Linked DNA regions of Homo sapiens: regions 2 and 3 are each linked to region 1. Evidence: chromatin contacts called from ENCODE Hi-C data. All regions are on one chromosome and are shown on one strand. The core of a region is the stretch at or near the end of the contact, and the rest is flanking DNA. Distances in the headings are between cores, read along the strand shown. Region 1 holds the start of KIF20B (kinesin family member 20B). Region 2 holds the start of ADIRF (adipogenesis regulatory factor). Region 3 holds the start of FGFBP3-AS1 (FGFBP3 antisense RNA 1).

The links. Hi-C counts contacts between places; a loop is a spot of excess contacts on that map. Pooled maps may share reads with other maps.
Region 2: a loop to region 1 is called in a pooled map, with 5 times the contacts of the local background. The contact joins the promoter of ADIRF here to the promoter of KIF20B in region 1. A Hi-C loop is called at or near these places in 4 of 50 pooled maps.
Region 3: a loop to region 1 is called in a map of naive thymus-derived CD4-positive, alpha-beta T cell, with 16 times the contacts of the local background. The contact joins the promoter of FGFBP3-AS1 here to the promoter of KIF20B in region 1. A Hi-C loop is called at or near these places in 1 of 168 maps with a recorded cell type or tissue (naive thymus-derived CD4-positive, alpha-beta T cell) and 7 of 50 pooled maps.

The regions. Positions count from the first base shown.
Region 1 is chr10:89,699,952-89,703,262 of GRCh38, forward strand. KIF20B (kinesin family member 20B) reads left to right here and starts at 1,639. Exons shown (of 33, transcript NM_001284259.2): 1 at 1,639-1,729. RefSeq lists a silencer at 1,161-1,240 and enhancers at 1,285-1,800, 1,801-2,317.
Region 2 is chr10:86,966,707-86,970,017 of GRCh38, forward strand. It overlaps ADIRF (adipogenesis regulatory factor), which reads left to right and starts at 1,776. Exons shown (of 3, transcript NM_006829.3): 1 at 1,776-1,899. The coding sequence starts at 1,839. ADIRF-AS1 (ADIRF antisense RNA 1) reads right to left here. Exons shown (of 2, transcript NR_170185.1): 1 at 2,336-3,311. RefSeq lists enhancers at 1-462, 303-482, 463-1,215, 2,722-3,311 and a silencer at 2,586-2,880.
Region 3 is chr10:91,906,646-91,909,956 of GRCh38, forward strand. FGFBP3-AS1 (FGFBP3 antisense RNA 1) reads left to right here and starts at 1,484. Exons shown (of 2, transcript NR_199602.1): 1 at 1,484-1,604; 2 at 2,252-2,703. It overlaps FGFBP3 (fibroblast growth factor binding protein 3), which reads right to left and starts at 2,841. Exons shown (of 2, transcript NM_152429.5): 1 at 2,753-2,841; 2 at 1-2,402. The coding sequence starts at 2,324. The coding sequence ends at 1,548. RefSeq lists a silencer at 1,714-2,283 and an enhancer at 2,187-2,481.

The DNA of each region.
Region 1 (3,311 bases), core at 389-2,888:
ACAGAACTTAGATTTTACAGGGTGGGGGAACAACAACAATTGCTAGTTGTAAAAAGTATAAAAATGAAATTGAACCTGCAAATAAAAAAAGAGTGCTCACTTGAGATACAGTAGCCAGGAAAGTCTTCTTTAAGAAGGTACTATTTTAGACGTAACCTAAATGATGAAGGGAAGTGCCACGTGTTGAATGGAGAAGAGAGAATTTAGGTACAGGGAACAACCCATGCAAAGGTTCATACATGCTGGAAAGAAGTTGGTGTTTGAGGTATCCAGAGCAGATCAACTTACTGTACAGTTAGTGGGGAGTGAGGTCGGCTGACACTTGATTGTGCAGGACCTGGGAGGCCATGGTAAAGATCAGAATTCTATTCCTTTTCCCCCCTCCTCTTTTTATTTTATAAAATCTGTTATTTTAGAAAGTTGCAAGACTGGTACGATGTACACCATTATACCCTTCAACTAGATTCACCAATTACTAATATTTTGCCACATTTGCTTTCTCTATTTTTTTGCCATATCTTTTGAAGGTAAGCCGCAAACACTGTGACACTTTGCTGCTAATTACTTTAGCAAGCGCCTTCCAAAAACAAAGGCATTCTTCCACTTAATCACAAATTAATTCTCACATGCAATCAATTTAAAACTGATTCAATATCATCTAATATGTAGTTCATATTTAAATTTCCCCAGTTGTCCACAAATGTCTTTCGAAGTTTTTTTTTTTTTTTAAAAACTATGAACCAGCCAAGATTCACAAATTTCATTTGGTTTCTTTTGACTCTCGACTAAAGTAATTTTCCACTTCGTTTTTTTCTTTTTCCTGTCATGACACTGACATTTTTGAAGAGCCTAGGCCTGTTGTCTTGTAGAATATTCTACATTGTTTTTTTCTGATTGTTTCCTCATGATTAATGTCAAACATTTCTAGCACAAATACTATCGGGTGATATTAGCGATGCTAAGTATCTTCACTTGGTTAAGGTATGTCTAATAAATCTCTTCAGTGTAAAATTCTATTTTCCCTTTATAATAAGAAATGATCTGTAGGGTGATTCTTTGAGATACTAACATCCTCTTCCCTACAACCTTTCAGTTAATTGTTTGTTTTAGCATCTTGCATTCATTAGTTTTAGCATTCATAAGCTTACCTATATCAATTTTTAGACTGGCAGTTGCACAATGGGGATGCAGCGAGGGAAGTGACCCTCCGGATCCCGGGATGCCGAGCCTTTTTCTGCCCCGTAGGGACAGGACTGGGAAGTGGCTAGCCCGCCATTCCTCGGCCCGTCCTTAGGGGAGTCGCAGGACTAAGTGCAGTGGCAGTGGCCTCACCTCGGGCCTTCGCCACATCTTTATTGCCTCAAGGACAGAATTGGAGATCGGTGTCCCAGTCAACAGCGTGGTACTTATGACAGCCGCGAGAAAGCGCACTACTAAAGCCCGGCTAGCAGAGCTGGGAGGCAAACCAGACCGTCAGCACCAGGGCGGCCCACGCCTGCTTCCGCCCATTGGCTGCCCGCGTTTCAAGACCCGCCCCCATATTGGAGAGCTTCTTCCGGTAGCCACTGGAAAGCCCGCAGCGCGAGCCGGCTACGCTCCCTGGCGGAGCTCTGGACGCCCCACCTACTCCCAGCGTTCAGTGCGGTGCCCTGGCCGCCATTGTTTGAATTTGAAAACGGTAACATCGCAGTGCTGCTCGCGGGTCTGGCTAGTCAGGCGAAGTTTGCAGGTGAGGAGGTGACCCGCGGGAATGTGTGGGGAAGGAGGTGGGTGACTGCGCATGTATGGGGCCTAAGGTGGGGAAACGGCTTTGGCAATGTGGACATGTTCCGACAGGGCTCATACCCCAGTGGAGGTTACTGTCAGGAACTGGGTTGCGGAGCGATGCGAACACGGGGTACGCAGCGAGGAATGAGTCATACTAATTCGGTTACGGTTTAAATCTCGCCTCCACTGCTAATTAGCTGAGTGACGCAAGACAATTCATTTAATCTCTCTCTGTACCTTAGTTTTCTTATCAGTTAAAAGGCTGCAATGAAGTGTCTATTTCTTTCGGCTTTTGTGAAGATTAAATGGTAATGTGTAAAGTTATTAGTGCTGGCACACAGTAGGTACTAAATGTTTGCAGTTATTAATATTATTATTGTTGTTGCTTCTGTTGTTGTTGAGGAACAGGCCTGTTTTGCCACACCTAGTTTTCTGAAGCTCTGAGGTGAGCAGTTTGCTCGGCTGGTAGGTAACACGGCCTTTTTGCGGGGGGAGCCCTGTGGTAGCCTCTGTGCACTTATTTCCAGACTACTCCTACTGGTCCTTGGGGCTTGCCCTTCTAGGGTTTTGCAGTGCCAGGCTGAAGAGTTTGTGGCACAGTGACTGCTGTCATTCCCCAGTTTAGAAGGCTTTCTCCATCTCGATTCGCTCGCTGGTTCAGTGATGCATGTCTGGCACAGTTCTCTTATATTTCTTGCTAAACTACTAGTTTACAGAAGTTCACGCCTTATGGGTTAGGTAGTGTAACAGTGTATTTATCTTACATGTCCAAGACTCCAGATTTTAAATTGTAAAAATAACATAAAATACTCATCGATTAGTTGTGAAGACTTTTTTTGAGGCTTTGTGTTGTAGACCACATTCAGAAACCTCATTCAGCAACAGATTCTGCTATTTTTCACCAAAGTCTCCAATTGTGGATTCTTATTGGAGAGAGGGTAAATATGCAGTTTTCCAGTCAGAGCAGCCTTTTGAAATGAAAAATGAGGTCTTGGAGCCTGCTGTCACGAAAGATAATATTACAGACTAGGACCGACTTTTTTTTTTTTTTTTGGAATAGTATTTTCTTTATAACCATTATTTTAAGTCATTAGGTAGTCTTTATCCCTGCATAAGTCGCTGAATTTGTTATAGGGGATACAGAGTGGTATAAGGCAAGGTTCTTGCCATCAAGAAGTTTCCAGTTTAGTTGGGAAGGCCACGTATAAGTAGAAGTCATCTAAAATCGCAAGAAGTTACAGTAAGTCTGAACACTTTTAGAAATGCTAGGAAGTAGTTTGTTCATTGAAAAATGAGCATATGAACAAATACTTTATTATAACTGCTTTTAGTACATAGGAATATTCTTTTTAATTCAGCAATTTAAAAGATTTATCAACACTTTTCTTTAAACCAAAAATTATTATTTGAAGCCACAGGTGTTTTTTAGTTTTCTGGGCATTTCCATGAACTCTGTGTTATGAAATGTCAGGCCGGTACTTTAACGTTTTGCAGATGCTCCCCCCTCTGCACCCCCTTACCCATGATCTAGATCAGTGCTTTCC
Region 2 (3,311 bases), core at 526-3,025, 2.7 Mb before region 1:
TAGGGCCACGTGGAGCTCTCTCTACCACCATCTGCTGGGGGCTGGCTGTCTCTTCCCACAGAGGCTGCTCCCTTCCTGTCCAGCTCACAGCTCATTGCCCATGGGGCCTGGAGCCCAGTGGCACCACCAGCCTGTGATAAACTGGAACACTCGAAGGCCTGCCTGGCTATTGGGCACTACCGGTGGGATTTCAGGAGGGCTGGCAGGGCTGTGGCCAGCCAGGCAGGGCATGGCTGAGATGGGCTCCCCAGAGTCCCCAAGGCATCCATATGGCCGCTCCCAGGGCAAGGCCTCGCTCTGGGAGAGGAGGGGCGGGGGGCTGGGAGGACTGTTGCTGCCGCTTTGTTTTGCCTGAGACCTGCTCCCTCCCCCTTCCTCCACCTAATCTCATCACCTGCCTCTTCCCTTTGCCCAGGGTTGACCTCATCTCCATTAATCCATACCGTGTGTGTGTGTGTGTGTGTGTGTGTGTGTGTGTGTGTGTGTGTGTGTGTACAGGTGCACTTCCAAACAACTCCCTCTAGGGGCTGACCCCGCAGCACTAGAAGCAGGGTATGTGCCAGCAGACCAAGCCTGTGTGGCAGGGGCTTCCCAGCGCTCCAGAATAGGGGAGACACCAGCAGAGGTGCAAGAAACAGCCCCGGACAGGAAGCGGTAGAGAGACCCAGAAAGGCAGGGTGGGTGTGCACTGGCCTCCAGGTCCTGAAGGCCTACTCTGGAGTGGGAGTATACCCAGCTGGGTGGGGCCTGACCTACACCCCTTGTGTGCCAGGGGAATGTATCTTGCAAGCTGTTTTGCTGCACCCAAGGATGATCTTCTCCACTCAGGCCCAGGTCCCTAAGTCCCCTCCTAACAGCCACAAGTCATACTCTCTAGCGCCTTGCCTGCCCCATCTCAGGAAAGGTGACCTGAGAGGCCCAAGCTTATTCCTGCCCTCCCTGAGCCATGCTTCCTGCCCAACTTCCTAAGGCTTCGGTGACAGACGGCAATCTCCTTGCCTGGGCTGCACAGGCACACTGCCCTCTCCCCCTTGGGGTTGCATGGTCTGCAAGTGCACACACCTGTATCTCGCCCTCTCAGGGGAAAGATTTACCAGGCCCTCTCCGGCTGCATCCACTGGGTCTCTGGCTACAGGCAGAGAGCCAGTCAGCAGTGCCCCTGCAGCTGTTTGGGGCTGGGGGCTCCGATGATGCCAGAGCCCTAGGGTTTACAGGCACCTAGGCAGATTCGAGGATCCAAGTCCCTGCCACATGCGTTTGGGTGAGACCGACCTCACTGCCTCAGTTTCCTCCTATACACTGATGCTATCAACAAAAATACCCACTTCAGGAGGTGGTTGTAAAGATTATACAAGAGACTGCAGAGCGTTAGGCAGCACCTGGCACAAGACAAATGCTCAGTAAAAGACCACTGCTGTCATTAAGGTCAACACCAGCCCTGAGCTCCTGCCCTGGAGCTGACCCAGCGCTCACGCCCAGGATCAGAAAGGGAGGGCTGGGGCTGATGAGCTGGGAGGTGGTGTGCGCCCTTCTCCTGCCTCCAGCTCCTCTCTGGACCCCTGTCCTGGCACCTCTTCGGTCCCTGGTTCGGTCTGCCCCTTTCCCACCGCGGCCCGTCTTAGGCCAGGATGTGCTCCCTGCCCTGCGGACTCTGGAGCAGGGCCCGGCCACTCCCCGGAGCCTGTATGACGGGAACCGCCCCGCGCCCTCTCCCCTACGCGGGGCAGGCCAGCCCTGGGGCGCCTTAAAAACCGGAGCTGGCGCTTGGCATCGCCACTCTGGGCAGGATCCAACGTCGCTCCAGCTGCTCTTGACGACTCCACAGATACCCCGAAGCCATGGCAAGCAAGGGCTTGCAGGACCTGAAGCAACAGGTGGAGGGGACCGCCCAGGAAGCCGGTGAGGATAGCGCGCGACCTAGGGCTCAGGCAGGGGCACCTGCGTGGATGCGCAGGCAGAAGCAGCGGGTCGGCGCGGTCCGCAAGTTCCTGGACCGGCAGCTTGGCTCGGAAGGCTCGGTCCTCCACTGAGACGCAGGGGGCAGGCAGAACGCCCACCCCGGCGAGCAGACAGATGGTGCCCGCAGGGAGGCAGCGGAACAGAGGCTCCGGAGGAGCCGGAGCTGCGCTGCGGGCACTGCGGGAGCCCCTCCAAGGAGGCCATGCTGGCGCTGGGCGGCCCGCCCAGGCCCTCAGGAGAGGGTGAAGGTCCAGGACAGGGATCGGGCGCGGCCCGCCACCACTTAAACCCGCGCGCGCCACCAGAGGCTGCCCCAGACCTCAAAGGGCTTTGTTTCCATCCCACCCCCATCGCCGAAAAGTAATCGTCGCCTTACCTTTAAGTCCCCACCTGGCAAAGAAGGTCCTTAGTTCCTCCACCTCCAGCTCTCTCCTCCGTATTCTGGAGGTGACCCAGCTGCGGTGGGGGCGTGGGAGATGTCAGGAGACCACTGGGTTGGTTCTTCCTGCACCTAGCCCAGGCTTCGTTAGGACTCCAGCTCCCTGTCAGTCCTGCCCATATCCCAGTCAGGAGACAATATCCAAACCAACCCCTTACTTCACCAGTGCTCCAGGGGAGGCCCACAGTTCTTCCCTTGAGACTGAAATGCTACCAAGGAAGCCTCCGTGTCAGGTCCCTTCCTTCTGGGCTTCACTTTTCCATCTGAGAGCTGGGTGCAAAGGATGGGCTGCTTTCTGATGGGTTAATCGAGACGAGGTTCCCAGGGGCCTCTCAGCACACTTGCCTGACTAACCCTTTCCGGAGGATGGGATCTGGGTAAGGCAGGCCCTTTCCTGTTCAGCAGCAGGGATGAGTTACAGCTCTGTAGGCGGGAGCCACCTGTCAGCCCCCCCGGGGCTGGTGACTCCATTCCCAGCAGGCCGAAACTCTGGTCCAGAGGAGATAGTCCGGCCTTGGAAGTTTTGCCTCCTTCCTTCATTTGTCTCCTAATGTCTTAAGCTGCCTGTCCACAGAGGCACTGGCTTTGCTTGTGTGCCCCTCCGGGCAGGCCACAGGAGGGAGGAGGCAGTAAGGACCTGGCAAAACTGCAAGCCCCAGGGCTAAGTGCATGAAAGGTGGGAATTCAGGCATCTGGGCCAGGCTTCTAGGGGAGAAGCTGTAAAAGGGGGCAAGGGTCTTCTGCGCCATCACCAGCATTAGCCAACAGTCCAGATGCTAGCTGCAGCCTGGCCCTGCCCTGCCTTCCTTCCTCTGTCCAACATTTTCTCAGTAGCCCTGGAGATGGAAAGGGAAGCTCCTCCCCCACAGAGAAGGAGCTCAGAGTTAGAAATAAACAAAAACATCCCAGAGGC
Region 3 (3,311 bases), core at 234-2,733, 2.2 Mb after region 1:
ATCCGTGGGCTCTGCATCCACAGATTCAACAATGGATGGGAGGAAGGTGGGGAGGAAGGGAAAAAGAAAGAGAACCAGGGTGCAAATCAAATAGAACAATGATAAGGCCAGGTGGCTGCCAGTTTGTGACTCTTGCTTTATGTCAACTTCTTAGTTTCTGTCTTTTCCCAGCAATTCAAGATGTGTTTAAGAACTTAATTCAAGGTGTACTTGGAAGTAGATCAAATGCAGGTAGAATTTCCATTGCCTTGCCACTTCTTTAAATCTAACCATACAGTTTTTATTGAGCACCTAACATACACACACAGTCTCTCATTACATCACACTAAAAATGAAATATATTAATAATTAGTTACATGAAACAGAGAGATACAACTTCCATAATGGTCAAAATGACTCTGAGATACATACTTACATTTTAGCTGTTTAAAAAAAAAAATCAGATATAAAGAGAATCACTGTTTACTGGAGCACTCAACATCTATAATTCCTTCTAAATGCAGAAGGTTAATGGGAAAGTTCCAGAACATTAGTCACCATTTCGTTAAAAAGTAGCACTTCTAGTGGCACACCCCTGTAGTCCTGGCTACTCCGGAGGCTGAGGCAGAGGATCACTTGAGACTGGAATGTCGAGGCCGCAGTGAGCCATAATTGCACCACTGCTCCAGTCTGGATGACACAAGACCCTGTCTCAAAAATAAAAATAAAGTAGCACTTCTAAGCCAAGTGCAGCTGTGCATGCTTGTAGTCCCAGCTACTCCTACTCCTAGCTATTCTGGAGGCTAAGATGTGAGGATCCCTTGAGGCCAGGAGTTGGAGACTGCAGTGCCTATTATTACACCTGTGACTAGCCACCGCACTCCAGCCTGGGCAAGCCAGACCCTGTCAGGGAAAAAAAAAAAAAAAGGTAGCTCTTCTAAAAGAATGGAAAGGAAATCATTCTGCAAAACTTTCCTTGGAGCCAGTTTTGACCTGTGAGGCTTCTGTCCCTATAGAGGTTATCTATGACACCCACCACGCCGCATCCAAGTTTATACCAATTCAGAAACGGAAAAAAAGTCTGCAGTCTTGTTAGCTGATTAAGTGAGAAGACATTGATTCAACCTGGCTCAGGTTGGCAATTGCTCATGGCTGCATTTAATAGAAATGTTAAACAATAAACATTGCATCCCCCTCCCCACATGGGACTCACATCACTTTAGTCACTCTATCTCCCCCTTATTCTCAGCCTCCCTCTGCATCGATTTCTCTCCCCAGTCTCCAGTTTTTGCACATTTAAAGTACGCCTATTTCTGTTTCCATTATTTTTCCTGCTCTTAATCAGGACTGAGACTTTTCAAAATTTTTAACTTCTCTGCTATCCCAGAGATTCTCCATACCCCTTACACTCTCATCCCAAGCATCTCACCCTTACCCTTGCCCCCACCCCCATTCGAGAACCTGGACTTCTCCCCAATCTCTATCACAGTACCCCCCGGTCTAAGACGCCCTTAGCTTTCCCTTCCCCACGCCTCCCCCATCAACCCTCCCTAAGCCGGCAGGCAGTCTCAGCCGTTCCAGAAATTGACAAAGAAGTTGCAGAGGGAGTGCCACTTCTCAGCGCAGTAGGTCTCCGTGAGCTCCGCGTTCCCGTCCAGCCCGTCGGGGTCGGGCCCGGTCCCCATGGGTCGCTCCTCGTTGGGGACCAAGGCCGCCTTCCTCTTGCCCTCGTTGGTCTTCCTCTCTGAGGGGTTTTCTTTGGGCGGTGCGCTTTGGGGAGGCGGGGTCCCAGCGGCTGGGCCGGACGCACGCTCCCGGGTCCGCCCCCGGTTCCGGGCCCGGGGCTTGGACTCCCCCGCGAATCCCGCGACGGTGGGGCGTGCGGGCGGGGACGCGCGGGGCACTAGCCGCAGCTCGGCGCCGTGGCCCTTCTTGCCCGCGCACAAGCGGGCCTGGAGCGGCGCGGGGTCGTGACAGGGCCTCCGCTTCTTGCGCAGCCCTCCCAGCACCTGCTTCCAGAAGTGCGCGCGGCGAGCGGCGTAGGCTGCGCAGCGCTCCGGATGCCCGCGGTAGGCGCACTGGTGGCGCGCCCCGTCCGGGCTCTGGCAGCGCAGCGCCAGCTCGCTGCCCGCTGCGGCCTCCGGGGCGGGCAGCAGGAGCTGCCAGCTGCACGCGTGCTGCTCGGGGCTGAGGAAGCGACCCGAGGAGCCGCCAGTGGGCCCGGGGACCGGCTCCGCCACGTTGCTAGCCGCCCCTTTCTCCCTCCGAGCAGCCGCGAGGAGGCAACCACTCAGCAGCAGCAGCAGCGACGGCGACAGCGACGCTCGCAGCTTCGGAGGAGTCATGCTCCGCGGTTTCCGCGCTCCGCTGTTCTCAGACCACGTTTGTCGGGGCTGGACCAGGCAAAGAGCATTCCCCAGGACCTGCGGACAGAGGCAGAGACTGCCACCAACTGAGCCACACGCAGCGCTTCGCCCAGACACATGCACCTGCGAACTACTCTTCCGCAGACTTTCTAGAATCTGCAGCCTGCGAGGAGACCCTCTGAGGAGCTTTCCTGGGGAAACTGCTTACTGTCTAAATAATCACTTTCGAACCATGTATGCATTGAGATTTTCTTCCCCTTGCAAATACGATAGCAAAACGATGCGTGATAATTGCCCCCTCTACCCCTTCCTTCATTTTCTCCCTTCTCCAACCTGCAATAAACTATCTACAAAATCATTTCAGATGATTCCTTGGAAACATGCACTTTACTACACTTTGAACTTACCGAGTTCTGGGAGAGGCGCCAAAGCCTTATTAGGGTAGAGGGAACGACTGCACGGGGGAGTAGTCTGTTTTAGCCGGCTCCCTGTGAATGAACGTGGTATCAATGGAACAGAAGAGGCCTACCCTTCTTCGCCCCTCCCCGATTTCTCTCACACTGGGAGACTTATCACCGCCGCGCTTCTCTCTCTCTCTCCCTCTCTCTCTCTGTCTCTCCAGATGGATGATGGAAGCGGTCCTGTAGTATGAAATACAAATCTTGTATTTTGCTTCCAATGTTTAAAATAATCAGGCAAAATTAACCAAGTTTTTCTTCTTTCATGTACTTAACCATCCAAAAAATAAAAATTAAACAAAAGATCTAAGTTTTAAAAGTTAAATAAAATGAAACAAAACAAACTTCAGTATTCTAAACTAGGCATTTTTTACACAATTATATCATTTACATTCTATTTCTCATATTCTGAGTTCTACATTTTTACCTATTATTTCCAATAGCCTTTCTTAAGACTCTCAATCTTAATAATTGTTACTACTAATAAAAATATAATATCCTAGTTTAT